2 separate regions of the Homo sapiens genome follow, and region 2 is linked to region 1. Evidence: read pairs that join two places in POLR2A ChIA-PET (ENCODE). Cell type or tissue: PC-3. All regions are shown on one strand. Links, peaks and the distances in the headings refer to the core of each region. The heading gives the core; the rest is flanking DNA.

Evidence for each region. ChIA-PET counts read pairs that join two places held together with the same protein. Peaks named below come from ENCODE experiments on the same cell type or tissue, not always from the same donor. Only the 100,000 strongest peaks of a DNase experiment are listed, where the experiment ranks them.
Region 2: POLR2A ChIA-PET joins it to region 1 with 6 read pairs; 12 of 35 experiments call an interaction of 5 or more read pairs at or near these places.

The regions. Positions count from the first base shown.
Region 1 is chr14:63,772,761-63,789,652 of GRCh38, forward strand. It overlaps a transcript of SYNE2 not described here. Among named protein-coding and RNA genes, the nearest start is that of SGPP1, 53 kb to the left of the region's middle. RefSeq lists an enhancer at 943-1,002. In PC-3, for the core only: no CTCF peak of the experiment used is centred there; a DNase peak (open chromatin) is centred at 9,121.
Region 2 is chr14:63,709,666-63,726,557 of GRCh38, forward strand. The region is part of intron 1 of SGPP1 (sphingosine-1-phosphate phosphatase 1); the gene reads right to left. Among named protein-coding and RNA genes, the nearest start is that of SGPP1, 10 kb to the right of the region's middle. In PC-3, for the core only: no CTCF peak of the experiment used is centred there; no DNase peak of the experiment used is centred there.

The DNA of each region.
Region 1 (16,892 bases), core at 5,236-13,235:
AACAAAAATCTAAGCTACATTACTTTTTTTTTTGGAGATGGAGTTTTGCCCTTGTTGCCCAAGCCATAGTGAAATGAAGCCATCTCGACTCACTGCAACCTCCACCTCCCAGGTTCAAGTGATCCTCCTGCCTCAGCCTCCCGAGTAGCTTGGATTACAGGTGCACACCACCACACCTGGCTAATTTTTTGTATTTTTAGTAAAATGGGGTTTCACCATTTTAGCCAGGCTGGTCTCGAACTCCTGACCTCAGATGATCTGCACGCCTCGGCCTCCGAAAGTGCTGGGATTACAGGCATGAGCCACTGCGCCCAGCCTATATTACATTTTAAAAGAAGTTATTTGCCATTTTATTGTTGTTTATTATTCATATAATAAATTTTACTGTTTAAACTCCATTTTGTTATTATAAATTTATTTAAATGCTATTTATTTTATTGCTTAAAAAAATTTTTTTTGGACAGGGTCTCACTCTGTCACCCAGGCTGGAATGCAGTGGCTCAATCACGGCTCACTGCAGTCTCAACCACCCGGGCTCAAACAATCCTCCCACCTCAGGCCCCTAAGTAGCTGGTACCACGGGTGCACACGACCATGCCCTGAGAATTTTTGTATATTTTGTAGAGACAGGGGTCTTCCCATGTTGCCCAGGCTGGTCTCAAACTCCTGGGCTCAAGCAATCCACCCGCCTCACCCTTCTAAAGTGCTGGGATTACAGGTGTGAGCCACTGCTCCTGGCTAATACGCTACATTTTTTAAAGCCTATTTTTAAAATAAGTTTTTTCTTTGTTTGTTTTTACTTTTTTAGAGATGGGGGTCTCACTATGCTGCCCGTGCTAGAATATAGTGATTATTTACAAGTGCAATCATACCATGCTATAGACTGAAACTCCTCGGTTCAAACAATCTTCCTGTCTCAGCCTCCTGAGTAACTGGGACTACAGGCATGCACCAACATGCCCAGCAAAAAGAAGCTATGTTTAATATGGTTATTATGAGCAAGACTGTCATGTCTAAAGCAACAGACTTCAGTTTTACATGAAAAGTGCAGATACCAATGCATTTGCCTCTGATGATCTGTGATTATCCTTCTGATAGAATAATCTCTTGTTTGAGCTAAGCACATCTTGTTTGAAATACGATTATATATTTAGCAATCCTGACCTCTCATAGGACTTTTACACCTATAATAAAATTATTAATGCTTTGCATTTGTAAGGCATTTCATGGATTTTCAAGTGTCACTAGAAGACGTTTCCCTCATTGTACAGTTCAGAAAACTGAAGACAAGAGGCTGGGTGCGGTGGCTCATGCCTGTAATCCTGGCACTTTGGGAGGCTGAGGCGGGCAGATCACGAGGTCAGGAGATCGAGACCAGCCTGGCCAACATGGTAAAATCCCATCTCTACTAAAAATACAAAAAATTGGGCAGGCGCAGTGGCTCACGCCTGTAATCCCAGCACTTTGGGAGGCTGAGGCGGGCAGATCACCTGAGCTCAGGAGTTTGAGAGCAGCCTGGCCAACATGGTGAAACCCCATGTCTACTAAAGATAGAAAAATTAGCCAGATGTAGTTGTGGGCGACTGTAATCCCAGATACTTGGGAGGCTGTGGCAAGAGAATTGCTTGAACCCGGGAGGTGGAGGCTGCAGTGAGCCGAGATCGAGCCATTGCACTCCAGCCTGGGTAACAGAGTGAGACTCCGTCTCAAAAAAAAAAAAAAAAAAGAAAAAAAGAAACAAAAAAAGAAAACTGAAGACAAGAGAGAAGTTTTTTTCTTTTTTTTCTTTTTTGAGACAGGGTCTCGCTCTGTCACCCAGGATGTAGTGCAGTGGTGTGATCACGGCTCACTGCAGCCCCCATGTCCCAGGATCAAGCAATCCTCCTGCCTCAGCCTCCCAGGTAGATGGGACTACAGATGTGCATTACTACACTTGGCTAAAGAGAGGTTTTAATAAATAAAATAGCTATAATTTGGTAGGTAGAATTTAAATTATTGTATTAATAATTGTCTTCATATGCTATAACAAAATGCCATAAATTGCATGGCTTAAACAACAGTTTAAGCCATTTAATGAAATGCAAGGCAGCATGTTAGGCACTGACAGAATTACAGCATTAATAATATGACATGATCTGTGTCTCCAAGAAGCTTACAATGTAGGAAGGGCAATCTGCCAGTATTTTAATTTAATTTTATTTATTTATTTATTTACTTTATTATTTATCATTTTGAGATGGAGTTTCACTCTTGCCGCCCAAGCTGGAGTGCAATGGCATGATCTTGGCTCTCTGCAACCTCCACCTCTTGGGTTCAAGTGATTCTCCTGCCTCAACCTCCCAAGTAGCTGGGATTACAGGTGCCCACCACCATGCCCAGCTAATTTTGTATTTTTAGTAGAGATGGGGTTTCGCCATGTTGGTCTGGCTGGACTCAAACTCCTGACCTTGGGTGATCCACCACCTCGGCCTCCCAAAGTGCTGGGTTTACAGACATGAGCCACCACTCTTGGCCTTTATTTACTTATTTTTTGAGATGGAGTCTCACTCTGTTGCCCAGGCTGGAATGCAGTGGTGTGATCTCGGCTCACTGCAACCCCTGCCTCCCAGTTTCAAGTGATTCTCCTCCCTCAGCCTCCAAAAGTATCTGGGATTACAGGTGCCTGCCACAGTGCCCAGCTAATTTTTGTATTTTTAGTAGAGACTGGGTTTTGCCATGTTGGCCAGGCTGGTCTTGAGCTCCTGACTTCAGGTGATCTACCTGCCTCGGCCTCCCAAAGTGTTGGGATTACAGGCGTGAGCCACTATGCCAGACCTATTTTATTTATTACTATTTTTTGAGACAGGGTCTCACTCTGTTATGCAGGCTGGAATGTAGTGATGTTACCACGGCTCACTGCAGCCTCAACCTCCTTGCCTCAAGTGATCCTCCCGCCTCAGCCTCCAAAAGTAGCTGGGACTACAGGTGCGTGCCACCGCCCCTGGCTAATTTTGTTTGTTTGTTTGTTTGTTTGTTTTGTAGACATGGGGTCCCACTATGTTGCCTTGGCTGATCTGCCAGTATTTTAGGGGAGATATAGTAATAGCTTTTGTTAATGGGCTAAAAAAACTAGGCTTCTTCTCAGTTAACACATTAAAAAGAGCCCCTAGTACTTTTCCTTTACCATTAGACGCATACAGAGTGCATTTGGTAAATTAGTAAGCACACCAAGGGAGAGGCAACACACTGACCTATATCAATGTATTGTTTTTCATTTAAATAGCATCTTAATTCACTGGAGACTTTAAATGAATGTTTATTAGAATATTTACACCTATTGATTACCATGGTAGCAGATGATTAGTGAGTTCGATGCCACAATTAAAATGAAAATTCCTACTGCTCTGATGAACAGGAATGTCCAGATGATGGCAAGTCTGAAACTTGCAACAATCAGATAAATTATTGCATGAACCCTTAAGCAATGACAATCTTTTGCAAATATGTCTGATTCTAGAAGGTTCACACAATTATAGCTTTGGACTATTGAGAGGGTCTTAGTCCAATCCAGCTGCACACGTGCCTTTGAACTTAAGTAATATCTACTGTGAATAGCACACATTTCTCAGCACAAATCTCTTTGCCTTTTAGTTTTACTACCATAATGAAAATGTTAAATAGTACAGAATAATAATATTTATGTCAAAAATAGTAAGAGAGTTTTGCATTATAGATCCTTGGATGAATTCAAATAGAAAGAAATCAGAGGAGTATTTTACTGACAAATGATCCCACCTGCTGTCAAGTGGGCAGAGCTTTGAAGATCACCCAAGACTGGGAATTTCTTTTTTTCTTTCTTTCTTTTTTTTTTTTTTTTTCAGACAGAGTCTCACTCTGTTGCCCAGGCTGGAGTGCAGTGGTATGATCTCAGCTCACTGCAACCTCCGCTTCCTGGGTTCTAGTGATTCTCCTGCCTCAGCCTCCCAGGTAGCTGAGACTACAAGTGTGCGCCACCACCACCCAGCTAATTTTTGTATTTTTCGTAGAGATGGGGTTTCACCATCTCGGCCAGGCTGGTCTCAAACTCCTGACCTCAAGTGATCCGCCCACCTTGGCCTCCCAGAGTGCTGGGATTACAGGTGTGAATCACCATGCCCAGCCAAAACTGGAAATTTCTAAGCCAAAGATTATTTTTGTACACATTCACCATTCTTCTATAGGCAAACAAACTAAAATACATTGTTATTTAATTTTAGAGACTCCTAGAGATTTTCTAAACTAGGATTTGCAATTGTTTTTAAAAAACAGTGGCACACTACCTTTAAACAAAATCACATACAGCAGCCCAACATATTAAACTACTGTCTGGGAGGAGGTAGGAAATTCTTTATCTAACAAATGGGGAAAATCAGTAAGCTATATTATGAGGCTTTTAATGAGTAAGATGACTCACAGCTGAAAGAATTTGCCCTTGACTGCTATGACAGAATACTTTGTTAAAACAGAGGACAGTCTTGCAATTCAGAGCAAGAACAGTGGGAAACCATCTTTTCTATTCCATTCCCAGCAACTAAATTATTATGAATGGAAATATGTCCAAATGTGGTTAATATCTTCTACTTATACTTCTCATACAAACTGGTATACAGGCCAGGTGCAGTGCCTCATGTCTGTAATCCCAGAACTTTGAGAGGCTGAGGTGGGAGGATTGCTTGTGCTCAGGAGTTCAAGGCTGCAGTGAGCAGCCTAGGTGACAGAGCAAGACCCTGCCTCAAACAAAACAAAACAAAAACAAATTGGTGTATGAAACCAGTCTGAGACCTTCAGCTTTGAAGACTCACAGAAGATAATTATTATAATTTAAAATTTTCCACGTTACAGTTCTGTAATAGTGGAGTAGTTTGTATTGGATCAACATTCCCACATACAATAATAATATATATTTTAAAGACAGGGTCTCGCTCTGTCACCCAGGCTGGAGTGCAGTGGCTCAATCATAGCTCACTGTAACCCGGAACTCCTGGGCCTAAGGGATCCTCCAGCCTCAGCCTCCTAAGTAGCTAGGACAACAGGCACAGGCCATCATGCCTGGCTAGTTTTTAAATTTTTGGTAGAGGCAGGGTCTTGCTATGTTGCTCAGGCTGGTCTCAAACTCCTGGCCTCTATTGATCCTCCCATCTCAGCCTCCCAAATGCTGGGATTACAGGCATGAATCACCATGCCTGACCGAGAGTAGATCTTGAATGTTCTAACTACACATGAAAAAACAGTAACTATGTGAGGCAATGGATATATGATATGATATGGTTAGGCTTTATGTCACCACCCAAATCTCATCTTGTATTGTAATCCCCAGGTGTTGAGGGAGGAGGCTGGTGGGCGGTGACTGGATCATGGGGGCATTTCCCCGCATCCTGTTCTCCTGATAGTGAGTGAGTTCTCACGAGATCTGGTGGGTTTATAAGGCAGTTTTCCCTGCTCTTGCTCATGCCCTCTCACCTGCCCCGTTGTAAGATGTGCCTGCTTCCCCTTCCTCTGCAATTGTAAGTTTCCTGAGGCCTCCCCAGCCATGCAGAACCGTGAGTCAATTAAACCTCTTTTTTTTAATAAATGACCCAGTCTTGGGTTTGTCTTTACAGCAGTGTGAAAATGGATGAATACATGCTAATTAGCTTGATTGTGGTATTCATTTAACACTATATGCATATGTGAAAACATCATGTTGTACACCATCAATATATACAACTTTTAATTTTATTATTTTATTTATTTATTATTCTTAAAATTTTTCCTGAGACCGGGTCTTACTCTGTCACCCAGCCTATAGTGCAGTGGCATGATTATAGCTCACTGCAGCTTCAACCTCCTGGGTTTAAGTGATCCTCCCACATCAGACTCCTGAGTAGCTGGGACTACAGGCATGCACCACCATGCCAAGCTAATTTTTGTCATTTTTGTAGAGACAGGGTTTCACTCTGTTGCCCAGGCTGGTCTCAAACTGCTGGCCTCAAGTAATCCACCCACACTGGCCTCCCAAAGTGCCAAAATTACAGATTTGAGCCACCGCACCTGGCCCATTATTATTTTTTTGGAATGGGGTCTCACTATGTGGCCCAGGCTGGTGTTGAACTCCTGGCCTTAGTGATCCTCCTGCCTCAGTCTCCCAAAGTGTTGGGAGTCTCCCAAAGTAGCTCATGGCTATGAGCCACTGTGCCCAGCCTATAAGCACATACAATTTTATTTCATCAATGTTACCTCAGTAAAGCTGGGAGGGAAGAAAGAAAGAAATTAATCAACAGGCCAGACGCAGTGGCTCAATCCTGTAATCCTAGCACATTGGGAGGTTGAGGTGGGTAGATCACCTGAGGTCAGGAGTTCGAGATCAGCCTGGCAAACATGGTGAAACCCCATTTCTACTAAAAATACAAAAAAAAAAATAGCCTGACATGGTGGCATGTGCCTGTAATCCCAGCTACTCAGGAGGCTGAGGCAGGAGCATCACTTGAACCTGGGAGGCTAAGGTTGCAGTGAGCTGAGATCATGCCACTGCACAACAGCCTGGGCAACACGAGCAAAACTCCGTCTCAAATAAATAAATAAATAAATAAATAAATAAATAAAATCAGTAATCTAAATTTCCACTTTAAGAAGCTAGAAAAATACTCTGTTCCCCTTCTCACTACTGCGCTTGACTGGTCTCAAAAAAAAAAAAAAAAAGCTAGAAAACGAGGATCAGCTGCAAAAACCTCAGAGCTAACCTCACACAATCAGTGAAATATTGAATTATTTTTTGTAAGATCAGGAACAAGCCAAGACGTCCCCTCTCAACATTTCAACTCAACATTGTATTAGAAATCTTAGCGAATGCAAATAAATAAATAAATAAAAGGAACCGGGCACAGTGGCCCACACTTGTAATACCAGCACTTTGGGAGGCTAAGGTGAGCGGATTACTTGAGGTCAGGAGTTCGAGACCAACCTGGCCAACATGGCAAAACCCCATCTCTATTGCAAATACAAAATTAGCCAGGCGTGGTGCCACGTGCCTGTAATCCCAGCTACTCAGGAGGCTGAGGCAGGAGAATCGCTTGAACTGGGGCTTGAACTGGGGCGGGGTGAGCAGGGGCGGAGATGGGCAGAGTTTGCAGTTAAGAGAGCAAGACTCCATCTCAAAAAATAAATAAACAATAAAATAAACGGAATACAGATGGGAAATGAATAAGTAAAACTTTCAGTGTTCACACATATCATGATCATTAATTTTGGAAATCCAGGAATCTATAATAACTCTAGAATTAATAATCCCAAGATCATAGGACACATGGTCAATATTTTAAAATCAATGACATTGGAAATACAACTGGAAAATGAAATGAAAACAATTCTATTTACAATAGCATAAAAATACTTAGGAATAAATCTCACAAAAGCTGTGTAAGACTTCCACCCTGAACACTACAAAACAAACTGTACTATATTTATACAATGGAATACTACTCAGTAATAAAAAGGGGCCAGGCATTGTGGCTCATGCCTGTAATCCCAGCACTTTGGGAGGCCGAGGCGGGCAGACGATTTGAGGTCAGGAGTTCAAGACCAGCCTGGCAAACATGGCGAAACCTCATCTCTACTAAAAATACAAAACTTAGCTGGGCATGGTGGCAGGTGCCTGTAATCCCAGCTGCTTGGGAGGCTGAGGCAGGAGAATCGCTTGAACCAGGGAGGTAGAGGTTGTGGTGAGCCGAGATCATGCCACTGTATTCCAGCCCGGGCAACAGAGCAAGACCCTGTCTCTAAATAAATAAACAAATAGGATCAAACTATACAGTTTCTACTCTCTGCAAGTGAATAGGCTGAGAAAATTGTAAGGGACTCTGAATGGACATAAAAATTCTGCTTGTTAAGAACAAGTCTGGCTCTGGTAACTGACCTTCATAACTAAAATATAAAACTGTTTGAGAAGTATTAAAAAAAATGAACAAACTACTGAAGCCTACATCAACTTGCCTGAATCTTATTACATTGAACCAAAGAATCAAAAAAAGAATACATAATCTATGCTTCATTTGCATGTTGTTCTAGAACAGGGAACACTTATCTGTAGTGAAAAAATCAGGACAGAGTTTGTGGATGGCATTGGGATGGGGATCAACTGAGAAAGAAGAACAAAGGAGCTTTCTGGGGTGATGGGAATGTTTATCGGGAGGTTAAATGGGTATATTTAGTTGTTAAATGATACCCTTAAGATTCTTGGACACCAGGCACGGTGGCTCACGCCTGTAATCCCAGCCCTTTGGGAGGCCGAGGTGGGCGGATTACCTGAGGTCAGGAATTCGAGACCAGCCTGATCAACATGGAGAAACCTTGTCTCTACTAAAAATACAAAAAATTAGCCAGGCGTGGTGGTGCATACCTGTAATCCCAGCTACTCAGGAGGTGGAGGCAGGAGAATCGCTTGAACCCAGGAGGCAGAGGTTGCGGTGAGCCGAGATCGCGCCATTGTACTCCAGCCTGTGCAACAAGAGTGAAACTCCAACTCAAAAAAAAAAAAAAAGAAAGATTTGTGGACATCGCTGTATGGAAATTTTACCTGAAAAAATGGAAAAGAAGTATAAATAAATATTGAAATTCATGAGATTTGCTTTCCACAGTAGTATGAATTAGCAATCCTAAAAGTACCTCATTTGCATTCTAGGTTTGCGCAAATAAATAAGTATATAGGAAGATAATGAAAGCCACTTTTTTTTTCTTTTTTTTTTCTTGGAGACGGAGTCTCGCTCTGTCGCCCAGGCTGGAGTGCAGTGGCGCAATCTTGGAAAGCCACTGTTTTCTCACTGTTGGAAATGGAAGTTACACATATGGAGAAGAGGAGGGCTAGCATGAACCCCAGAGGTAGAGAGAGAGATGGACCTTAGGCCTTCTCTCTCTCTATATATATATAAAGTTATATTTATATACTTTTTTTCTAGCATTTTCTCCAGTGTGGGACTAGAAACAATGACACACCAATAGCAGTGAGCACACCTAGCACCCAGATTTGATTCCTTTATTTTCCTCTTGGGCTTGCAAAAGAATAAGGTAGTATAGAATATCCTGTGTCAAATTGGAAAAGTGTTTAAAAGGTCAGGAGCAGTGACTCATACCTGTAATCCCAGCACTTTGAAAGGCCGAGGCAGGAGAATCACTTGAGTCCAGAAGCTGGAGACCAACCTGGGCAACAGAGCGAGACCCTGTCTAAGAAGAAAAGTAGCCAGGCGTGGTGGCACACAGCTGTAGTCCCAACTACTTGGGAGGCTGAGGCAGGAGAATGGCTTGAGGCCAGGAGTTTGAGGCTGTTGTAAGCCATGTTCATGCCACTGCACTTTAAGCTTGTGCTACAGAGCAAGACCCCATCTCAAAAAAAAAAAACCAAAAACAAAAAATGAAAGAAAAGGGCTTAAAGAATGATTGGGGGCCAGGCACAGTGGCTCACGCCTGTAATCCCAGCACTTTAGGAGGCCGAGGTGGGTGGATCACCTGAGGTCAGGAGTTCGAGACCAGCCTGGCTAAAATGGTGAAACCCTGTTGAAAATACAAAAATTAGTCGGGCCTGTTTGCATGTGCCTGTAATCCCAGCTACTCAGGAGGTTGAGGCTGGAGAATCACCTGAACCCAGGAGGCAGAGGTTGCAGTGAGCTGAGATCACACCATTGAACACCAGCCTGCCAACAAGAGTGAAACTCCATCTCAAAAAAAAAAAAAAAAAAAAAAGAGTGACTGGAACACATCAAAAGGGACAAAAGATCTAACTTGAAAGTCTCTTACCAGCCAAATTCCAGGCAATTTGATCATCAAAATAAATAATGATAGAAATGGAGTATTACCCATTGAATAAAATAAGACTCTGTGAGCCCGTATTGATAAGAATTAATGAATAAATAAATAAGAAAGAAGAGAAAACTTTTACTTGTAAGAGAATGCCAACTACAAAGTGTAGAAGAAATGGTAAAGTGAAATATTATTAGCAGATGCCAAAACTAGTGGGTAAAACATGACAGAATATTCACATAGTATAAAAGTACTTTCCCATGAATTACTTAATATTAAAATTACAAATATATAAAATCAATTATTTGTAAATTAAATTGAAATAATTAAATTTTGTTTAATTAATATCCTCAAATATTAATTAATATAAAATATTAATTTTAAAATGGAGAAGTCTGGTGGCCATCATCTTCACCTGGTGATTATAGTTAACATTAGCGATATTGGGACAATCTGACATATGTCTCCTGATAAAATGCTTTAAGAAGGATATTGATATGGTTTGGCTGTGTCACCACTCAAAATCTCATCTTTGATTGTAATCCCCATAATCCTCTTGTGTCAAGGGAGAGACCGGGTGGAGGTAATTGAATCATGGGAGCAGTTCTCCCATGCTATTCTCATGATAGTGAATGAGTTCTCGCGAGATCTGATCGTTTTATAAGTGTTTGGTAGTTCCTCCTGCGCTAATTCTCCTTTTTGCGGCCTTGTGAAGAGGGTATCTTGCTTTCCCTTTGCCTTCCGCCATGATTATAAGTTTCCTGAGGTATCTCCAGCCATGGGAAACTGTGAGTCAATCCCTTTATAAATTACCCAGTCTCGGGCACTTCTTCTTCTTCTTTTTTTTCTGAGACTGAGTCTTGCTCTGTTGCCCAGGCCGGAGTGCAGTGGCGCGATCTTGGCTCACTGCAACCTCCGCCTCCCGGGTTCAAGGAATTCTCCTGCCTCAGCCTCCTGAGTAGCTGGGACTACAGGCGCACGCCACGACGGTCTCGGAGACTTCTTTATAGCAGTGTTAAAACGGACTAAACAGATATAGTATCACTTTTGTGGTATTCCTGCCAAAAATGCATAACCTGAATCTAATTATGATGAAACATAAGACACATCCAAATTGAATAACATTCTACAAAATATCTGGCCAGAGGAGCAGTTCCAGACTAAAAGAGACCAAAGATTGCCTTTATAACTGCCAGAAAAGAAAAAGAGAGATCAAAGACTCATTACAACTAAATGTAAATATGTAATCCTGGCTTGGATCCTGGACAAGGAAAAAAGAAATAGCTGTGGAGGACTCTATTTGAACAATTTATGAAATTTGAACAGGGACTGTAGATTCAATAGTATGGTATCAACGCTAAACTTTCTGATTTAGGTCATTGTACTGGTTATTTAAGAGAATGTCTTTGTATTTAGAAAATACACGCAAATGTATCAAGGGGTAAAGAACACAGTTGCCCTCTATACCTGGTAACAACTTAACTTTAAGTGGTTCAAAAAATATACATGTGCATATATGTGCATGCATGCATACAAATAAATGTGTGTCATAGAGAATGATGAAGCAAGTGGTGCAAGACAGAAACCATTTGTGGGTCTAGTGGGTAGATAGGAATTCCCTATACTATTCTTGCAAGTTTTTTTGGTAAATTTGTAATTTTTTGGGCCAGGTGCGGTGGCTCATGCCTGTAATCCCAGCACTTTGGGAGGTTGAGGCGGGTGGATCACGAGGTCAGGAGTTCGAGACCAGCGTGTCCAATATGGTGAAACCCTGTCTCTACTAAAAAAAAAAATACAAAAATTAGTTGGGCATGGTGGTGCACGCCTGTAGTCCCAGCTGGTCGGGAGGCTGAGGCAGGAAAATCTCTTGAACCTGGGAGGTAGAGGTTGCAGTGAGCTGAGATCGTGCCACTGCGCTCCAGCCTGGGCAACAGAGTGATACTCCATCTCAAAAACAAACAAACAAACAAACAAACAAACAATTTTTGTTTGTTTGTAGAGATGGGTCTCTCTATGTTGCGCAGACTGGTCTCAAAGTCCTGGGCTCCAGTGATCTTCCCACCTGGGCCTCCCAAAGTGCTGGGATTACAGGAATGAGCCATGGAGCCCAGCTATAAATTTGTAATTATATAAAAATAGTTTATGCTGAGTGAAGTGGCTCATGCCTGCAATCCCAGCATTTTGGGAGGCAGAGGCAGGAGTATCACTTATACCCAGGAGTTCGAGACCAGCCTGGGAAACATAGAGACCCTGTCTCCTATAAAAATAAAAATATATAAATAAATAAGTATAGTTTTAAAAGTTATTTGCACCACCTATATATCATATGTATAAGTGTACCTGCACACATATGTGTTTGTTTATGTGTGTACATCTACTAAATTCAGTGGTGGACTGTTATTTTTTTGGGGGGGTGAGGGGTGTTGTATTTGTGAATGTAGGAAAAACACAAGCTCTTTGTGTTAAGTTTGAAGTGGTGATCCTCATTCTTAAGGAAAACAAACCCTCTTGTATTGATAAGTCCCACTATTCACTATTCCTCAAATGTTTTATTTTTGTTTTGGAAATATTGAAGAGTTGGGAAAATATATCCCACCTTACTTTCACCCTTAATCGGAATTGGCACACTTCAGGCCAGGCACGGTGGCTCACACCTGTAATCCCAGCACTTGGGAGGTCAAGCGGGCAGATCATCTGAGCTCAGGAGTTCGAGACCAGCCTGAGAAACATGGCAAAACCCCGTCTCTACCAAAAATACAAAATGTAGTTAGGTAGGTGGTGCACACCTGTGGTCCTAGCTACTTGGGAGGCTGAGGTGGGAGGATTGCTGGAACCTGGGAAGTTGAGGCTGCAGTGAGCCATAATTGTGCCACTGCACTCCAGTCTGGGTGACAGAGTGAGACCCCATCTCAAAAACAAAACAAAACAAACAAACAAAAAAAACACCTGGCACACTTCATATCCAGAATCTATTAGGATTAACTCCCAGTTACAATTTCAAACCTGTTCATGAAGTAATTATGGTCTATTTACCTGCTTCTAGGGATGAATTGCTTGAAGGAATTGGCATGATCCAAAAAAGAACCATGTGCGACAAGTGTGGATATCTGTCCACAAAACGTACAAGATTCTGTACTATCTTTTGATATGTGGCTATGTCTCATAAAACCAAAGAAATATGAAGCTTTAGTGAAGCTTTTTTTAAATCATTATTGACATTATACACACACTTGGTTTAAAGACTCAAGTGATTTAACAAGTTTTGTTAAGAAAAACAGCACAGGCATGGTGGCTCACACCTGTAGGTCCAGCATTTTGGGAGGCCAAGGCAGGAGGACCAATCGAGCCCAGGAGTTCAAGACCAGCCTGGGCATCATAGCCATACCCCATCTATACAACCAAAATTTAAAAATTAGCTGGGCAGCCGGGCGCAGTGGCTCACGCCTGTAATCCCAGCACTTTGGGAGGCTGAGATGGGCGGATCATCTGAGGTCAGGAGTTCAAGACCAGCCTGGCCAACATGGTGAATCCCGTCTCTACTAAAAATAAAAAAAATAGCTGGGCATGGTGGTGTGTGCCTGTAATCCCAGCTACTAGGGAGGCTGAGGCAGGAGACTCTCTTGAACCCAGGAGGCGGAGTTTGCAGTGAACTGAGATCACACCACTGCACTCCAGTCTGGGCAACACAGCAAGACTGTCTCAAAAAAAAAAAATAGCTGGGCATGGTGGCATGAGCCTGTGGTCCCAGCTACTCAGGAGGCTGAGGCAAGAGGGTCACTTGAGCCCAAGAGGTCTAGGCTGCAGTCAGCAGTGATCATGCCACTGCACTCCAGTCTGGGTGATAGAGCGAGATTGTCTCAAAAAGAAAAAAGAAAAACAGCACTGCCCTTCCCTTCTTCCACCCATTACTTTCCCTTCTCTTCAGACATAACTACTTTCATCATTTATAACTGATTGTTTTGATGTTTACTGCCATGTCTTTAAACAACATGCTTAATTGTTATTTCTTGGGTCTTCAGTTTTGTAAACTATCTGTTGGTTTCCTATTGCAGATGAGGACCCAACTCTATTTGCTCTTCCTTCACCAACATTAAGTACGTAATTATGATTATGTAAACATTATTCATAGCTGAGAGAAGTAGTATATGCTATGATTATCTTCTTATCCTGAATAAATCTTTATTTTGCCTAGATTTAATAATTGTGCTTTTTCTCTCTTTTTAAAAAAAGTTTTTTAGACAGGGTCTCGCTCTGTTACCCAGGCTGGAGTGCAGTGGTGCAAACATGGCTCACTGCAGCCTGGACATCCTGGGCTCAAGTGATCCTCCCACCTCAGCCTCCCAAGCAGTGGGACTACAGGCATGTTCCACCATGCCTGTCTAGCTTTTGTATTTTTTGTAGAGACAGGGTTTCGCCATGTTGCCCAGCTTAGTCTTGAACTCCTGGGCTCAAGCAATCCACCTGCCTTGGCCTCCCAAAGTGCTAGGATTACAGGCATGAGCTACTGTGCCCAGCCTTCTTTTTTCTTTCTTTCCGTTATTTTTGAGCCCGGGTATACATACATGCATACAATATATGATGATCAAAGCTGGGTAATTGGGATATCGACAATCTCAAATATTTATCATTTCTTTGTGTTGGCAACATTCCAAATCTTCTCTTCTAGCTATTTTGAAATGTATGATTAATTATTGTTAACTATAGTCACCTCATTGGGCTGTTGAAATCTAGATCTTATTCCTTCTACGCAACAAAATTTTTGTACCCATTAACTGACTCATCTTCTTCCCCACCTCCCCACTACTCTTCCCAGTCTCTGGTAACCCCAATCAACTCTCTACCTCCATGAGATCAATTTTTTTAGTTCCCACATAGGAGTGAAAACATGTATTGTCACTCTTTTGGCCAGAAACCTCTGTGGCCGGTGATGCCTTTGCCTGAGTTCTTATCCTGCATCCAGGAAGAATGAGGTATGCAGACAAGTGGACGATGAGCAAGATGAAGAGGAACTTCATTGAGTGTTAGAACAGCTCAGAGGAGACCTGCAGTGGGTAGCTCCCCTCTGTAGCCAGGTTGTCCCAGCAGGCCCTGGAGTGGGTGGCTCCTCTCTGCAACTGGTAGTCCCATGATCTCTCCATCCTCTGCCCTGCTCTGGCTGAGTTGGGGGCTTTTATGGACCTCGGAGAGGACAAAGTGCTCTGGGTCCATAGGCAGCCATGGGCTGGCTGGAAAAGGCACCACAAGTGCCCACTTGGACCCACAGGGACTGGCACCTGACCTGCAGCCTTCAGGCCCTCCCTGCCCTGAAGGTGGGGTCTTACAGGGACCGCTCCCTTTGCCCAGGAGCCTGTCTGCATCCCACTGTGCCACCAGCATCCATGGCACCCAGGCTGTTCTCACCAAGGGGCTTCTGCAGGCCAGTGCCAAGCCGCCCTCAGCCCCCACTTGGCTTCCACTCTCAGCGCCCCCTTGGCTTCCCCTCTCACGCTCGTGGGTGCCCAAATTCTGGAGGCAGCAGAGGCGGCAGAGGGCTGGCGTATAAGCACTGCCGCAAGCTTGAGCACACCCAGCTGGACTGCGACAGCATCCCTGCTCATCCCCAATCCCTGCTTTGATATTGGAGCCATGCTGGGAGAGGAGAGAGGCCAGGCAGAGGGAGAAGAAACCCGCGAGCCTGCTGGGACAGGGATGAGGAAGCCTTCCAGGGTCCCCAAGGGTGCAGACTGTAGAGACAGCTGCCTGGGTCCTGCACCTGGGAGGGCAGCTGCAGCTGCAGCTGCACCAGGGAGTTCTCGCCCTGCCAACTCAGAAGGGGCAGAGCTTCTGCTTATCACCGGCTCCTTGGAGCAGGAGGCCTGGGTCTGCAGCAGTGGGTCAGGCAGCTGCAGCTGCACCCGGGAGGGCAGGGCAGGGATCCTGCCTGCTCCCGGCCCACACAAGAGCACAGGGAGGCTCGGATCTGCAGCCACAACTTGGGTGGCTACAGCCTGTCCAGGAGAGCGGGGCTCCTGCCTGCTCCATGGAGCAGGAGGCCCAGGTCTACAGGCACGGTTTGGACGGCTGCAGCGGCACCCAGGAAGCTCCCGCCTTAACTCAGAAGGAGGGGGGTTCCTGCCTGTCCCGGCGTCCCGCTGCCTCCACGGAGCATGCAGCCCCAGCCGCACCTCCCCACTGCCTGGCTTATTTCACTTAACATAATGTTCGTACACTGATGAGGAATGTAAATTAGTACAGCCACTATGTAAAACAATATGGAGTTTCCCCCAGAACTAAAAATAGAACTAGCATATGATCCAGCAATTCCGCTGCTGCGTATATACCCAAAAGAAAGGAAATAAGTGTATCAAAGAGATATCTGCACTCCCATGTTTATTGCAGCACTGTTCACAGTAGCCAAGATGTGTAGTCAACCCAAGTGTCCATCAACAGATAAATAGATAAAGAAAATGTGGTGTATATATACACAATGGAATATTATTTAGCTATAAGAAAGAATGGATTTCTGTTATTTGCAGCAACATGGATAAAACTAGAGAACATTATGTTAATTTTCTTAGTTTTCATTACCCCAAACCCTTTGCCAATTTGTCTAAATCTCCTTTCAAGAGGTTCTGATGCATCAAATATTTCACTGGTTTCATCATCTAAAGAAATCCCTCTTGGTGCCTATGATCTGCTCCAACTGAACAGGTTTGCTCTCAGTGCCTGGTGACAGCTGTCAACTGGGGAACTCCCTTCACTATCCTGGTGCTTATCCTAGATCTCCTGTTTCCTGTGTCCTATGTCATTTTCATTTTTTGGTTATATTTTTGTTTCAGAAGAGCATATCTCTAGTAAATTCCTAGTAAAGATACGAAGGAATTTTGTTTCATTTTGTTTGCTTTTTCATTCTTTGCACGCCTGAAAATATTCCCATTTCCCATCTTGTATTTGATTTATCAGAAGTAGAATCTGGCCGGGCGCAGTGGCTCAGACCTGCCATCCTAGCACTTTGGGAGGCCAAGGCAGGCAGATCACCTGAGGTCAGGAGTTCAAGACTAGCCTTACCAACATGGCGAAATCCTGTCTCTTAACTAAAAATACAAAAATTAACCAGGTTGGTGGCA
Region 2 (16,892 bases), core at 5,601-13,600, 63 kb before region 1:
TAGGTCTTATAGAGTAGAAAGTAAAAATTACAAGTCCTTCACATTATTTTCAAATACATAAAAATGTAAAAATGTACCAAACCCAAAACAGATCACATGACATCCTAGATGTTTTTAATTTCATACCACTATCTAATCTTTTCACTGCACATCCTTGATCACAAGAAAATTTATCTAAACGTTTCCCTCAATTATTCTACCAAACGGCTTTTTTCTTTGTGATATACTTTCTCACTATTATACATAATAAGAATTATTTTGCATATTTTGGCATGTTCCATTTACATTCATTGAAGGTAGTAAATTAAGTCAATAAAATCACTTGCAATTAAAACAATTACAAAAACTGTCTTTAATACAATTTAAATTTTTCAGAGTAACTTAAATATGGAAGGCAGGCACAGGAAAGAATTTCTGTTCAATTCTAGGAATGAATAGTGTACATGTAAACGGATGACAATAATGGCACATTAAAGATAGACATGCCTTGTTCTCATACATTACTAGTGTAATGAAAACTGATACAACCTTTCTGGAAAGCATTTTGTCAATACACAGAAGAGCTCTAAATGTTCATATATATTGACCCAGCAATGCTAGAATTCTATACTAAGGACATAGAAATGTGGGTAAGGATTCATATTTTTAAATGTTTGTCATAAAATTATTGATAACATACAATAATTATAAACCAAATTTATTGGTTATAATGAAGTAGTTAAAAATATGAGTTTATAGAGCTACATAGACCTATCACTATTTACTTCATGCATTATATTGGAACTCCAAACATGTAAATAACAGAAACCAATTTAGATTATTTTAAGAAGAAAAAAAGGAGATGCATTAAAAGGATAGACAGCGTCTCACAGAACCCTAAGGTGGAATGAGGCTAAGCTTGGAGAAGAAACCACAACTATAAACAGAACAGTCACAGGATCATCTTTTCTTTCTATATTTCCGCTTCATTTTTCTTTTTCTACAGACCAGCTTCTCTGCCTTTCAGTCCACATGACAGACAAAGGCTTCTGAATTTACTTCCTCATTGAGAAAACCAGCCCAGACTCTGTACCTGTTCTCAAATCCTAAGGGACGAGATCATGTAAAGAAAATATAGCTTCCCTATAGGTAAGGGAGCTTTTAGAGAGTTATAAACTAGGCAGACACCCCAAAAGCTACTTCTTCAGTTGTAGGACCATGGGATAGGGCTAGCCGCATAATCTCTTTACATCTCAGTTTCCTCATCTATAAATGGGGATACTAAGACCTATAATAATCATAACCCTACAGTATAAAAACTATTTCATAGGAATATTTTTAAAATTTCATTCATTAAGATTGTTTTCTTTCTTTTTTTTTTTTTTTGAGACAGAGTTTCACTCTTGCTGCCCAGGCTGGAGTGCAATGGCGCGATCTTGGCTCACTGCAACCTCTGCCTCCCGGGTTCAAGCGATTCTCCTGCCTCAGCCTCCCAAGTAGCTGGGATTACAGGCGTCCACCACCACGCCCAGCTAATTTTTTGTAATTTTAGTAGAGACGGGATTTCCACATGTTGGCCAGGTTGGTCTTGAACTCCTGACCTCAGGTGATCCGCCCACCTCGGTCTCCCAAAGTGCTGGGATTACAGGCGTGAGCCACTGCACCTGGCCATTAAGATTGTTTTCTAGGGATTTATATTGGTGGGAAAATTCTTTACATAATGTATTACTCAGGGTTCTCCAGAGAAACAGAACCAATAGGATATGTATATCTACATATACAAAGAAAAGTTTATTTTAAGGATTGGTCATGCAGTTGTAGGGGCTGGCAAGTCCAAAATCTGCAGGGCAGGCCGACAGGCTGAAGACCCAGGGAAGAGTTAATGTGTAGCTCAAGTCTGAAACCATTCTGTTGGCAGAATTCACTCTTCTTTGGGGGAGGTCAGTCTTCTCTTAAGGCCTTCATTTAATTGGATAAGACCTACTCACATTATGGAGGATAATCTGCTTTACTCAAAGTCCACTGATTTAAATGTTAAACTTGTCTAAAAACTACTTTCAGAAAAACATCTAGATGTTTTGATCATTTTTGATCAAAAGCTGAGTACTTTTGCTGGCCATGGTGGTCAAGGCCTGTAATCCCAGGAAGGCCAAGGTGGGCAGATCACTTGAGGTCAGGAGTTCCAGACCAGCCTGGCCAACATGGCAAAACCACATCTCTACTAAAAATATAAAACTTAGCTAGGCGTGGTGGTAGGCACCTGTAATCCCAGCTACTGGGGAGGCTGAGGCAGGAGAATCGCTTGAACCTGGGAGGCGGAGGTTGCAGCGAGCCAAGATCGCACCACTGCACTCCAGCCTGGGCAACAGAGCAAGACTCCATCTCAAAAAAAAAAAAAAAAAATCTGAGTACCTTTACTCAAATAAACTGATACATAAAATTAATAATCACATATAATATTAAATAAAAAGAATAAACTCCACATATAATATGGTCCCAACTATTTTCAAATTGTAAGGAAATAAAAAATTAACATTAGCTTTTTCTTTTTTTAATTTATTTTCTAAGTCTTCTATAAATTTCAGTACTTATCTTGCTTGTTCTCTTAGCAGAATAACAATGTTAACTACTTTTCTTTTCTAGAAACACCCTCTCTCTTACTTTCACTTCTGGCTTCCCTCTGTACTACATTCATTTTATGATACTGTCCAATCTACACCCCTCTCTTCTGAAAACTTCCCCCACTTGGACCCAGCAGTGTGGCCCTGGAGACATGCTCATCCCCTGTGATCCTGCTCCCTTGACCACAGCTACTTGGATCAGGAATGAACACTTGGCACTAGGGAAGCAAAACCATTGGCTGTGCTGAGCCAGTCAGATTCTTTTTTCTAAAAGTAGCTGCAAATAAAGTCAGAAAGAGAGTCTCTACTGTGTGCTTGAATTTATAAAAATAAAACTATGAGTGAGGCAGACATGTGCGTATGAAAACAGAACATTTTTAATTTTTTTGTATTTTTTACTTATTTTTTGTTTGTTTTTTTGAGGGAGGGTCTTGCTCTGTTGCCCAGGCTGGAGTACAATGGCACCGTTACAGTTCACTGCAGCCTCAACCACCTGGACTCAAGTGATCCTCCTGAGTAGCTGGGACTATAATCCCAGCTACTTGGGAGGCTGAGGCAGGAGAATTGCTTGAGTCTGTGAGGTGGAGGTTGCAGTGAGCCGAGATCGTGCCATTGTACTCCAGCCTGGGCAACAAGAGCAAAACTCTGTCTCAAAAAAAAAAAAAAAAAAAAAATGGCATTTCACCATGTTGCCCAAGCTGGTTTCGAGCTCCTGGGCTCAAGCAATCCACCATTCTCAGCCTCCCAAAGTTCTGGGATTACAGACCTGCACCACTGTGCCCAGCAGACCCTCTCTTCTTCTGTGTGTACTCATTTTGCACCTATATGCTGATGACAAGAAACTGGTCCTGATCTTCATGTATAGAACCATCTCCTGGACAGCTCCAGATGACTTATAGACACTTCAAACTCGAAATACCTAAAACTGAAGTCATCTCCATGCCGTTGCCACTTTCCCCAAATCTGACCCACTTTCATTATTTGCTATTTCTATAAACCAAACTACTACTTCTCAGCTTGCCAAGCAGGAAACCTCAGAACAATACTTTTTTTCCTTCTTACTGATATATCCAATTAGTCACCATGTTTTGTCAATTCTACCTCTTAATATCTATCAAATTCACCCATTTCTCTCTACTGCCATTGACACTAAGTCAGGGACTGGCAAAGCTTTTTGTAAAGAGCCTGATAGCAACTATTTAGGCTCTGTGGCCTAAACGGTCTATGTCAGAACTGGTGTCAGTCATAATCCCAAAAGATACAATCCTGAATGTTGAAATCCCAAAAGATCAAAATCTCTAAAGTCTAAAATCTCTAATATCTAAAATCCTGAAAATTAAAAACCCAAAATATTAAAATCCTGGAATTTGAAAGCCAAAATCTAGGGAAGAAATTTAGCACATTTTTGGTTGTATGTGGGATAGCCATATCATGTTAGGTGAAGTATTTTCTTGCTATTGTCTTTACATGGAAATTATATACAGTTCATACATATGGGTGTGAAGTTGACAAGGTTTGAATTTGTGGACTTAATTTTAGGTGTCAGCTTGACTGGATTAAGAAATACCTAGAAATCTGGTAAAGCATCATTTTGGGTGTGTCTGTGAGCATGTTTCCAGAGGAGATTAGTGTATGAGTCAGAGTGGACTAGATGGGAAAGATCTGCCCTCAATGTTGGCATGCACCATCTAATCTGCAGGAGGCCCAGACAGAACATATCCAGAAGGTTAACTGGATTCTTTGGGAGATGGGACAGACTTTTCTTCTGCTGCCTTGGATGTTAGAACTCCAGGCTCACCAGCCTTGGGATTCCAGCACATACTTACACCAGCAACCACCCAGATCCTGAGGCTTTCAGCCTTGGACTGGGAGTTACACCATCAACTTCCCTGGTTCACAAGGTAAAAATGTAGAAACTTAATAAACGAAGTGATGTACATCTGCATTTGTGAAAGATAAAATTTCTTGAGATCTTGACTCTTTGGGTGACTGCACATGTGGTAGCTGGCCCATGTGGTTTTTGATGGATCTCATCAAAAGGCTCAGATTGTCTATCATGGTATTTCAGATGACCACAGTTAATAAAGTGGAGTGCACACAATTACCAGCCATAGTGATAAATGTTTGTACTTCACTTTTTTAACTCTTTATTTTTTTTAATTTTCATTTTTTACTAATGGAGTCTCGTTCTATCTCCCAGGCTAAGACACAGTGGCATGATTATAGTTCGCTGCAGCCTCCAACTCCTGGGCTCAAGTGATCCTCCCACCTCAGCTTCCCAAGTATCTGGGACTACAAGTACATACCACCACACCTGGCTAATGTTTAAATTTTGTGTAGAGAAAGGGTCTTGATTTGTTGCCCAGGCTGGTCTCGAACTCCTGGCCTCAAGTGATCCTCCTGCTTTGGCTTTCCAAAGTGCTGGGATTACAGGCATGTGCCACCATGCCCAGCCTTGACCTCCTTCTATTTTTATTTATTTTTTTTTTTTTGAGACAGGGTCTCACTGAGTTGCCCAAGCTGGAGTATAGTGATGTGGTTACAGCTCACTGCAGCCTCAGGTGATTTTTCCCCACCTTAGCCTCCAGAGTAGCTGGGACCACAGGCACACACCACCACGCCTGGCTAACTTTCTATATTTTTTATAGTGATGGAATTTCACCATGGTGCCCAGGCTGGTATCCTGAGCTGAAGAGATCCTCCTGCCTCAGCCTCCTAAAGTGCTGGGATTACAGGCATGAGCCACTGCTCCCAGCCGACCTTTTTTTTTTTTTTTTTTGAGATGGAGTGTTGCTCTTGTTGCTCATGCTGTGATTTTGGCTCACTGCAACCGCTGCCTCCCGAGTTCAAGTGATTCTCCGCCTCAGCCTACCAAGTAGTTGGGATTACAGGCGCCTGCCACCACGCCCAGCTAATTGTTTGTATTTTTAGTAGAGACAGGGTTTCACCACGTTGGCCAGGCTGGTCTCGAACTCCTGACCTCAGGTGATCCACCCACCTCAGCTTCCCAAAGTGCTGGGATTACAGGCATAATCCACCGCACCCAGCCAATGACCTTATGAATACAGTTCATCTGCTCATAACTGTTGTACCTGTGCAACTGTCATTAGTATACCTGAGTATGCTTATAAAAATATGTATGTTATTATTGTCTATTTTATTGTTTAAAGTGACTTATGAAGCATTCTGTTGTGTGTTTGTATGTTGTTCGAATAAAACCCCCTTTTTTTTGAGCCGGAGTTTCACTCTTGTGAAACTCAGATCCATGAGAAAAGGGAAACAAATGAGCCCTGTGATTGCATTATCCTGCTGCTAGAGGCAGTTTCCAGGCTGTAGCACAGGAGGAAGAATCAAAACTGAGTCCAGCAGTTTCCCTGAGTTAAGGGGAGAAAGACTAGTATCCTCAGAAGCCAAAGAGGCTGTAATTTGCAGGACAGAGTATTGGAGAGACAAATCTCAGAGACTGAGCCCTGGAGATATGTAGAGGGAACTCATGAAGTTGCTGGCTGAGTACTAATCTGTGCATGCATGGGGAGAAATCCACCAGACTGTAGAAAAAACCACTGTGGAGAGGAGCAGGCCAAACAATTCCCAAAGCTCATATAAGCTTGCAATTGCTTTCCCATCAAGCAGTGAAGAGGGAATTGGGTAGAATGGTTAGAAGGTTATCATGTAAGTAGTGAAGCTAAATTAGCCTTAACCTACGATTATTCTGGACCATCCTATCAAACCTAGAAGGATTTAAACTGACAAGTAATTTAACTGCACACCAGAACAAACTCCAAGACTATGTAAAGAAATACAACAAAATCCAAAACTGTAAAAATTACCAAGCAAGGAATTAGGAAAATATGATCTATAATCAGGAGAAATAATAGAAACACACAAAGATGACAAAGATGATGGAATTAGAAGATAAATACCTTAAGATTGCTATAAAACATCTTATAAATTGGCTGGGCAAGGTACTGTAATCCCAGCACTTTGGGAAACGGGGGTGAGAGGATAGTATGAGCCCAGGAGTTCAAGACCAGCCTGGCCAACATGGTGAAACCCCATCTCTACTAAAAATACAAAAATTACCTGGGTGTGGTGGCGAGCGCCTGTAATCCCAGGTACTTGGGAGGCTGAGGCAGGAGAATCGCTTGAATCCGGGGGGTGGAGGTTGCAGTGAGCCAATATCACACCTCTGCACTCTAGCCTGGGCAACAGAGCAAGACTCAGTCTCAAAAAAACAAACAAAAAAATTAAAAATATAAAATTAAAAAATTTAAAAAATTAGCCAGGCATGGTGGCACACACCTGCAGTCCTAGCTACTCTGGATGCTGAGGCAGGAGGTTCCCTTAAACCCAAGAGTTCGAGGCTCTTGGGTTTAAGATCTCACAATTGCACCCCAGCCTGGGTGACAGTGAGTCTCTGTACCCAATAATACTTTTTTTTTTTTTGAGATAGAGTCTCACGCTGTCACCCAGGCTGGAGTGCAGTGGCACAATCTCAGCTTACAGCAACCTCTGCCTCCTGGGTTCAAGCAATTCTCCTGCCTCAGCCTCCCAAGTAGCTGGGATTACAGGCGCCCACCAACATGCCAGCTAATTTTTGTATTTTTAGTAGAGAGGAGGTTTCTGCATGTTGGCCAGGCTGGTCTCAAACTCCTGACCTCAGCTGATCCACCTGCCTTGGCCTCCCAAAGTGCTGGGATTACAGGCATGAACCACCGTGCCCAGGACCCAACTGTAATTTTTAAAAATCTTCTGAACTTACTCAAGAATACAGAAATATAATGAGCTGAGAAATTGAAGATTTTTTAAAAGACCCAAATGCAATTTCTAGATATAAACTACACAGAATCTGAAATTATACCCTATCCTACTTGATAAAATTACCAGAAAATTAGAGATTGCAAAAGAACAGGTAAGTGAACTTAAAGCCATAGCAACAGAAACTGTAAAAAAGGAAGCAGGGAAAGCAAAAATGCTTAAAAAAAAAAAAAAGAATAGAGCTTCAGGGACCTGTGAATGAACAGTTTAAAACACATGAAATTGGAATTTCTCTTTTTTTTTTTTTTTGAGACGGAGTCTCACTCTGTCGCTCACGCTGGAGTGCTGTGGCATGATATCCGTTATCGGCTCACTGCAAGCTCCACCACCCAGGTTCACGCCATTCTCCTGCCTCAACCTCCCGAGTAGCTGGGACTACAGGCACCCACCATCATGCCCGGCTAATTTTTTTGCATTTTTAGTAGAGCTGGGGTTTCACCATGTTAGCCAGAATGGTCTCAATCTCCTGACCTCGTGATCCGCCAGCCTCGGCCTCCCAAAGTGCTGGGATTACAGGCATGAGCCACCACACCCGTACTGAAATTGGAATTTCCAAAGAACCGAATGGAAGTGGGGAAGGGAGAGGAAAAAAATTCTAAAAATAATGCTGAAGATCTTCCAAATATAACGAAAACTACAAACCCATGGATTCAAGCTCAATGACCTCAAAGCAGAAGAAATACAAAGAAAAAGCATGTTAAGGCACATCATTTTTAAATTGCTCAACACTAGAGAAAAAGAGAAAATTTTAAAACCAGCCAGAATAAAAAATACATATTAAGTACTGGGGATCACAAATAAGAATTTCAGCAGATATTTTGTCAAAAACTATGCAAGCCAGAAGGCAATGGTACAACATAGTACTAAAAGTGCCAAAAGTAGCCGGGCACAGTGGTTTACAACTGTAATCCCAACACTTTAGGAGGCTGAGGCAGGCAGATTACTTGAGGTTAGGAGTTTGAGACCTGCCTGGCCAACACAGTGAAACCCTATCTCTACTAAAATTACAAAAAAATTAGCCAGGCATGTTGGTGCTCGCCTGCAGTCCCAGCTACTTGGGAGGCTGAGGCAGGAGAACTGCTTGAACCCAGGAGGTGGAGGTTGCAGTGAGCCAAGATTGGGCCACTGTATGCCATCCTGGGGAACAGCGCAAGACTCCATCTCAAAAAAAAAAAAAAGAAGTGCCAAGAGAAAAAACAAAACTATCAACCTAGAATTCTGAATTCTGTATCTTTATTTTTGGATTCTGTACCTCATGAAAATATTTTTCCAAAATTAATTCAATATATTTTTCAAATAAAAGAGCTAAGGAAATGTTATCACCAGCAGATCTATAGTAGAAAAAATGTGAAAAGAGGCTCTTTAGGTAGGAGAAAAATTATACCAGTTCCAAAACCATATTGGGACATTCTATATCATACATTGGAACATTATACAAAAATAATAACGATGAATTGTGAGCCTTAGGACATATATGGATATAAATGCATGACAAAGAGAGGGCAGGGATAAGTGGAAATATACTGTTGCAAGGTTCTGATGCTATACTTGAACTAATGTAATATTATTTTAAGGTGAAGCAACCACTAAAAAAAGATACAGTTTTTAAAAATCAACATGTGCCCTATAAATATATGCCTACTAGGTACCCATAGCAATAAAAAAATTAAAAATCTGTAAAGATCAGTAAGTAAAATACCAATAATCTAAGTGAAAAAAAATAAAAGAAATGCTTTGAATAGACAGCTCACAGAAAAGGAAACATAAGTGGTCAATAAACCTATGGAAAGTTCTTCAACTTTACTGATAAGACTAATTCAAATTAAATACAATGTTAAAATTACTTTGTCATCTGTAAAATTAGGATAGTAAAAATTCATATATATGTATATACATATATATATATATATATATATATATATATATATATATTTTTTTTTTTTTTTTTTTTTTTTTTTTTTGACATGGAGTTTAGCTCCTGTCATCCAAGCTGGAGTGCAGTGGCATGATCTTGGCTCACTGCAACGTATGCCTCCCAGGTTCAAGCGATTCTCCTGCCTCAGCTCCCGAGTAGCTGGGATTACAGGTGCTTGTCACCACACCCGGCTAATTTTTGTATTTTTAGTAGAGACAGGGCTTCTCCATGTCTGACCTCGGCTGATCCGCCCACCTCAGCCTCCCAAAGTGCTATGATTACAGGTGTGAGCCACCACGCCTGGCCACATAAAAATTATTTTTTTTTAATTTAAGAAAAATTATTTTGAGGAATATCAATAAATTTGATAACATACTGCAACACTGAAAGCATAGGAAACCAGATACTCTCATACATTTCCAGGATGAATGTAAATTAGTACAATCTTTATGACAGGCAATTTTACGTTATCTGTTAAAATTTAAATGCCTATATTCTTTGACATAGTAATGTGTTCCAGTAAACAGTCACTGTGTCATTACACTAGCAAACAATTGGAAAACTAAAGGTATTGGAATATTTCTTGAGGGGAGCGCTGGGAAAATAAATAAATAAATGTATAGAAATAGTCAACTTATTAAATTATGTCATATTAATATATTGGAACAGCATGCAAATGTGAAAAAAATTAGATAGCATTTTCTCTCTCCTTCTGTTTGCCTCTCTCCCTCTCTCTCTCTATATATATATAGAATTAATTTATGTAAGGCATTTTTAAAAATCATAGACACATAATTAGTATTCATTAATTGTTGGACTTAAAAAAAAAAAGAAGGCCAGGCACGGTGGCTCATGCCTGTAATCCCAGAACTTTGGGAGGCAGAGGCGGGCGGATCACCAAAGGTCAAGAATTCGAGACCAGCCTGTCCAATACGGTGAAACCCCATCTCTACTGAAAATACAAAAAAAAAAAAAAAATTAGCTGGACATGGTGGTAGGTGCCGGTAATCCCAGCTACTCGGGAGGCTGGGGCAGGAGAATTGCTTGAACCCAGGAGGGGGAGGTTGCAGTGAGCAAAGATGGCACCACTGCACTCCAGCCGGGCGACAGAGGGAGCCTGCATCTCACAAAAAAAAAAAAAAAAACATGCTGGGCATGGTGGCTCATGCCTGTAATCCCAGCACTTTGGTAAGCTGAGGCAGGAGGATCATTTGAGCCCAGGAGATTGAGACCAACCTTGGCAACATGGTGAAACCTATGTAAAAACAAAAATGGTAAGAAAAAAAGAAGAAATAGAAAAAAAGGAAGGAAGGATGGGAAGGAAAGAGAAAAAGGAAAAGAAGGATGGATGGATGGAAGGAAGGAAGAAAGAGACGGAGGGAGGGGAAGGAAGGTCTTTGCAATATATTACTAAGTGATAAAAGCAAGATCCAGAACAGTACAGTATATTACCTTGTGTATGAATAATAAACTATATAGGCCGGGTGCGGTGGCTCATGCCTGTAATCCCAGCACTTTGGGAGGTCGAGGCGGGTGGATCACCTGAGGTCAAGAGTTCAAGACCAGCCTGGCCAACATGCTGAAACCCCATTTCTACTAAAAATTAAAAAAATTAGCCGGGCGTGATGGTGGACGCCTGTAATCCCAGCTAGTTAGGAGGCTGAGGCAGGAGAATCACTTGAACCTGGGAGCCGGAGGTTGCGGTGAGCCAAGGTCGCACCATTGCACTGCACTCCAGCCTGGGCAACAAGAGCAAAACTCCGTCTCAAAACAAACAAACAACTATATAAATGTATGTCTGCAAAAGTAGAGACTACCTCTGGGAAGCTAAACAAGAGATGTCTAACACTGAATCCTTCAGAAAAAAAGACCCTAGAAGCTGTGGGACAGAGAAAGAAATGTACTCTTCTTTTCATGTTTCTTTTTTTGAGACAGAGTCTTGTTCTGTCAGCAGGGTTCAAGCAACCTCTGCCTCCCAGGTTAAAGCAATTCTCCTGTCTCAGCCTCCCAAGTAGTTGGGACTACAGGCACCTGCCACCACACCCAGCTAATTTTTGTATTTTTAATAGACACGGGGTTTCACCATATTGGTCAGGCTGGTCTTGAACTCCTGACCTCAGGCGATCCGTTCGTCTCGGCCTTCAAAAGTGCTGGGATTACAGGCGTGAGCCACAGCACCCAGCCTAATTTCTGTATTTTTAGTAGAGACAGGCATGGTGGTGGGTGAGCCAAGATCGTGCCACTGCACTCCAGGCTGGGCAACAGAGCAAGACGCCATCTCAAAAAAAATACAAAATTAGCCGGGTGTGGTGGCACACACCTGTCATCCCAGCTACCCAGGAGGCTGAGGTAGAAGAATCACTTGAACACAGGAGGCGGAGGTTGTAGTGAGCCACGATCATGCCACTGCACTCCAGCCTGGTGACAAGAACAAGACTTCGTATCCAGAAAAAAAAAAAAGGAATTAGTAATAAGGACTTATAAACTCAGGAAAACGTGAATTTCAAACACAAGTATCGTGCTCCATAAAAAAGAGGCAAGCCAATTCAATTTTTTAATAAACTGTGTTTCTTTCCAGAATTACCATAGTGATCAATTTTTCTTGGATCTTGCAGCCTCCTCTGGTCTTTACTGTGACCTACTTTTGTAACTCTTACTTTTTGCCTTTCTTCCATTTATCTTTTCATGACCTCACAGATATCTTCTTCTATTATTTACAGTAAACAACATTTTGACAGAATATTCTTATGTGTCTTTCTTTTCCAAAGCTCTTACTATGTTTATCAAATTTTTTATTTATATTAGGTGACAAATCAGCATTTGATTTCAGTCAACATCTTCATACATGTTTAAAACACAAATATTTGTGGATGTTGCATATGTATGTACATACACAAACACAAATTATCTTCTCAAGGTATATAAAAGCTATTCTCATATTTTAAGAATACAATCATATATTTCAAAAATAATATTACTGCAAGCATACCTTAAAAATCACACACAAAGTGTGATTTAAAATGAATTTTCTATATAAGCTGCTGAGTCAGTCTGAGCCCCTGACACTTACTGGCTAGGTTACTTTGCTTAAGTTACATAATATAACCTCCCTGTACCTCAGTTTCCTCATCTGTAAACCCATGCTAGTAATAGGAACATTGGGGTATTATAGAAGAGTAAATGAGATAAAAGACATTTCAAACAATGTCTGATTCATAGTAAGTGCTTAAAAATATATATTAACAGCTGGGCGCAGTGGCTCATGCCTGTAATCCCAACACTTTAGGAGTCCAAGGTGGGCAGATCACAAGGTCAGGAGTTAGAGGCTAGCCTGACCAACATGGTGAAACCCTGTCTCTATTGAAAAAAAAAAAAAAAAAAAATTAGCCGGGCGTGGTGGGGCGTGCCTGTAATCCCAGCTACTCAGGAGGCTGAAGTAGGAGAACTACTTGAACCCAGGAGGCAGAGGTTGCAGTGAGCCAATATCGCACCACTGCACTCCAGCCTGGGCAACAGAGTGAGACTCCATCTCAAAAAATAAAAAATAAAAAATAAAAATATTAACAATGCTATAACATTATTATTATAAAATATAATTATTATAATAAAAAGTAGTAAAAGCACACAAAATGAAAGACTAGTTGGCAATGAGTTGTCTATAAAGTAAGTGCTACAGCTAATTTTTAGCAGGGCAAGGTGGCTGACGCCTGTAATACCAGCACTTTGGGAGGCCGAGGTGGGAGGATCACTTGAGCTCAGGAGTTCAAGACCAGCCTAAGCAACATGGCAAAACCCCGTCTCTATAACAAACAAACAAACAAACAAAATTAGCTGGTGGTAGTGTGTGCCTGTGGTCCCAGCTACTTGGGAGGCTGAGGTGGGAGGATCACTTAAGCCTGGGAGGTCGAGGCTGCAGTGAGCCGGAATCGTGCCACTGTACTCCAGTCTGAGCGACAGAGTAAGACCCTGTCTCAAAAAAAAAAAAAAAAAATTAATCTAAAACCTTCTAATTAAATAAAGTATACAGTTAAAACTGATTACATTCCATATTATTTAAAAATTAAATTAATTCAAGTCAAACAGAGCTTTAAAAATTAAGAAATTTTATTTTTGAAAAGAACATGCAAACATAAATGGAAAAGGAACGTCATATTGTTTATCTTATTCTTCAAAGGACTATTTATTGTCTTTATATCAGATGCTCCTTATTTCTTAATTTTTTTTCCAATTCAGGCTACAAAAAATTCCAATGAATAATATGAGAGCAATAACCATTATCCTAGGCAATGGATCTCAAGTTATTTAATCCTTGGGAAAAGGTCATAACATTTTCTATCCTCCATCACCATAAAATTTATATACAAAACTCTTTAAGTAATTACTTGGAGCTATACTATTCCAATCTCTCCTTTGTCTTATAACGTACCTTAAAAAAATTCAGGCAGGGTGCAGTGACTCACGTCTGTAATCCCAGCACTTTGGGAGGCTGAGGGGAGTGGATCACGAGGTCAAGAGATCGAGACCATCCTGGCCAACATGGTGAAACCCCGTCTCTACTAAAAATACAAACATTAGCCGGGGGTGGTGGTGTGCGCCTGTAGTCCCAGCTACTGAGGAGGCTGAGGCAGGAGAATCGCTTGAACCGGGGAGGCAGAGTTTGCAGTGAGACAAGATCACACCACCACACTCCAGCCTGGGTGACAAAGAGAGATTTCGTCTCAAAAAAAAAAAAAATTCAAAGACTGGAATTTCAAAGAAGCTGAGACAGCAATCTTGAAGAAATACAACTAACTCCTCACTCATCTAATGGGTCAGAATCTCTGGGAAACTTACCCTGGGAAATGTAGAAATCTGCATTTTTAAACAACCCCGAGTTTGTACGCTGTCTTTTTTTTTTGAGATAGGGTCTTGCCCTGTCATCTAGGCTGAAGTGCAGTGGTGCAATCACACCTCACTGCAGCCTCAACCTCCCAGGCTCAAGTGATGCTCCCACCTCAGCCTCCCTAGTAGCTAGAACTACAGGCATGCGCCACCATGCCCAGCTGATTTTTGATTTTTTTTTGCAGAGACAGGGTCTCGCTATATTGCCCAGGCTGGTCTCCAACTCCTGGGCTCAAGGGATCCTTCCGCCTCAGCCTCCCAAAGTGCTAGGTGTACAGGGATGAACCACTACACCTGGCCATATACTGTCATTTTAAGTGTAAGTGAGGAATAATGAAACAGAAAGGATTAATTTAAAATGCTCTGGGTGGTGAATCTTGAGCAAATTTCAATGAGGGCAGAAACATTAAGTAGTAGGTAGTAGTGAAGTAGTAAAGCCAAGACAAAGGAATGGTATAGAACTCAGTTTCAAGAGATGTTTCAGCACGCCAGGCATATATAAGTAACCATACCTGTCCCAAATAAGCAGCTGAGGCACAGCAGATAGGCAAGACTGCCAACCAAAACTTATTAGAAAAACACCAGGCTTTCATTATTTAATTCTTCCCCCAGTTTCTAGGGGAAAGGCTTTCTATATAAGCCTCCAATGCAGTACAATACTAATTCACAGAGTAGAGGACCCAAACAGCTGAAGCAAAGGAAGGTACTTTTGTTTTCAATAGATAACAAGGATCTTTAAAAAAAAAAAAAAAAAAAAAAAAAGGAAAAGGAAAAGGAGGCCAGGCGCGGTGGCTCACGCCTGTAATGCCAGCACTCTGGGAGGCCAGTGGTGGGGAGGCCGATGAGCGGGGGGCGGCTAATTTTTTGTATTTTTTAGTAGAGACGGGGTTTCACTGTGTTAGCCAGGATGGTCTCAATCTCCTGATTGAGATCAGGAGATTGCAGAGAGCCGAGATTGCGCCACAGCACTCCAGCCTGGGCAACAGAGCGAGACTCCGTCTTAAAAAAAAAAAAGGAAAAGCTGGCACTTGGGAGGCCAAGGAGGGAGGATAACTTGAGCCCAGGAGTTCGAGACCAGCCTAGGCAATATAGTGAGACCCCGACTCTTAGGGAAAAAAAAAAGGAAAAAGGTTAAAAAGCCATCTTGTTTTTTGTACTGGATTATTAGTCAAACATTTATAAACACAGAACTTTCATATAAAGGAGGCTTAGGCCAGGCGCAGTGGCTCACGCCTGTAATCCCAGCACTTTGGGAGGCCGAGATGGGTGGATCCCCTGAGGTCAGGAGTTCAAGACCAGCTTGGCCAAAACAGTGAAACCACATCTCTACTAAAAATCCTTAAAAAATTAGCTGGTGTGGTGGTAGGCGCCTGTAATCCCAGCTACTCGGGAGGCTGAGGCAGAGAATTGCTTGAACCTGGGAGGCAGAGGTTGCAGTGAGCCGAGACTGCACCACTGCACTCCAGCCTGGGCAACAGAGCGAGACTCCGTCAGGAGGCTTTCTTTCAGAACAACTAACCGAAAAATCATGCAAATTTAGAGTGAAAAAATGTAAAATAAGAAATTTAAAGCATTACAAGATTAATTTTAATGTAACTGGTCAGTTTGCACATCTGTAAAATGACAGTTTGAAACTAAGTGATTTCTAACATCCGGTCTACTTCAAAGTCTAAAATTCTATGATACGCAAATTTCTTAAACTTTGAGTTAAATATACTAGGTTGTTTAAAAACTAAATCTAAGCTTATTCTGATAATTCAAATAACCCTGAAATGTTAGAATATCAATATCCCATAAACGATTCAGCAGTACTGTTTTCAGACTTCCAGTTAGTATGTGTCCAGAACAAATAAAGAGCAAAAATAGCTATTTTCTCTTACTTTGACTGCTAATACTAATAGCATACAAAATAGCTACTCACTGAGAAGGCATCATAAAAGGCTCTATTGTTACAGAATCCTAAAAGTCTCACGAAAATAAGAGAAACATCATCAGCTAACATCACCAGGCCAAACACAGCTCATTGAAAATCTTAAATTCTGAAATATTTAGATTAAATGAAAACTTCGAGATATTTATCTGTTACGCAAAACAGGTAGCACTGCTTCACAATCTGAACATCACCGTATAGCTCCTTTGGTTAAACAGAAAAAAACTTCCCATGGTACTCTTTCCTCCTAATTCTGCCATTCTTACTATGCACAATGCGTATTTTCCATGTACTGTAAGAGAGATGCACTACACAGAAGTATCCATGGGGACGAAATTTTATCTACACTGAAATTTAATGTGGGATAAGTAAGCTTATCATAATGGAGTTTTACACAGAATGTGTATTTCTCAATGTAAAATGATTTTGTGAAGTAAAGGGGGAAAAAATAGAGGAAGTTTGTTTCCTTAGAATCTCCACAATTACGCACTTTATTCTTAAAATAAGGGACTGGTCTGCAGGATTAACAAATCTTACAGTTCAAAGACAGATAAACATTGGAAGGCCAAAAGAAGTAAGCAAAATAAAAACGATTACCATTAAAAACTCTTCCCTTGGCAGTTTTCAGAGAGGGTTAAAAAAAAAAAAAATTTTCCTGATTGTCAGGCTGACCCTGCTGTCATATTTGCCATTTTTATAAACCCACTAGTTTGATCAAGAGCCCTATCTTTAAGAATAACTTTTAAAC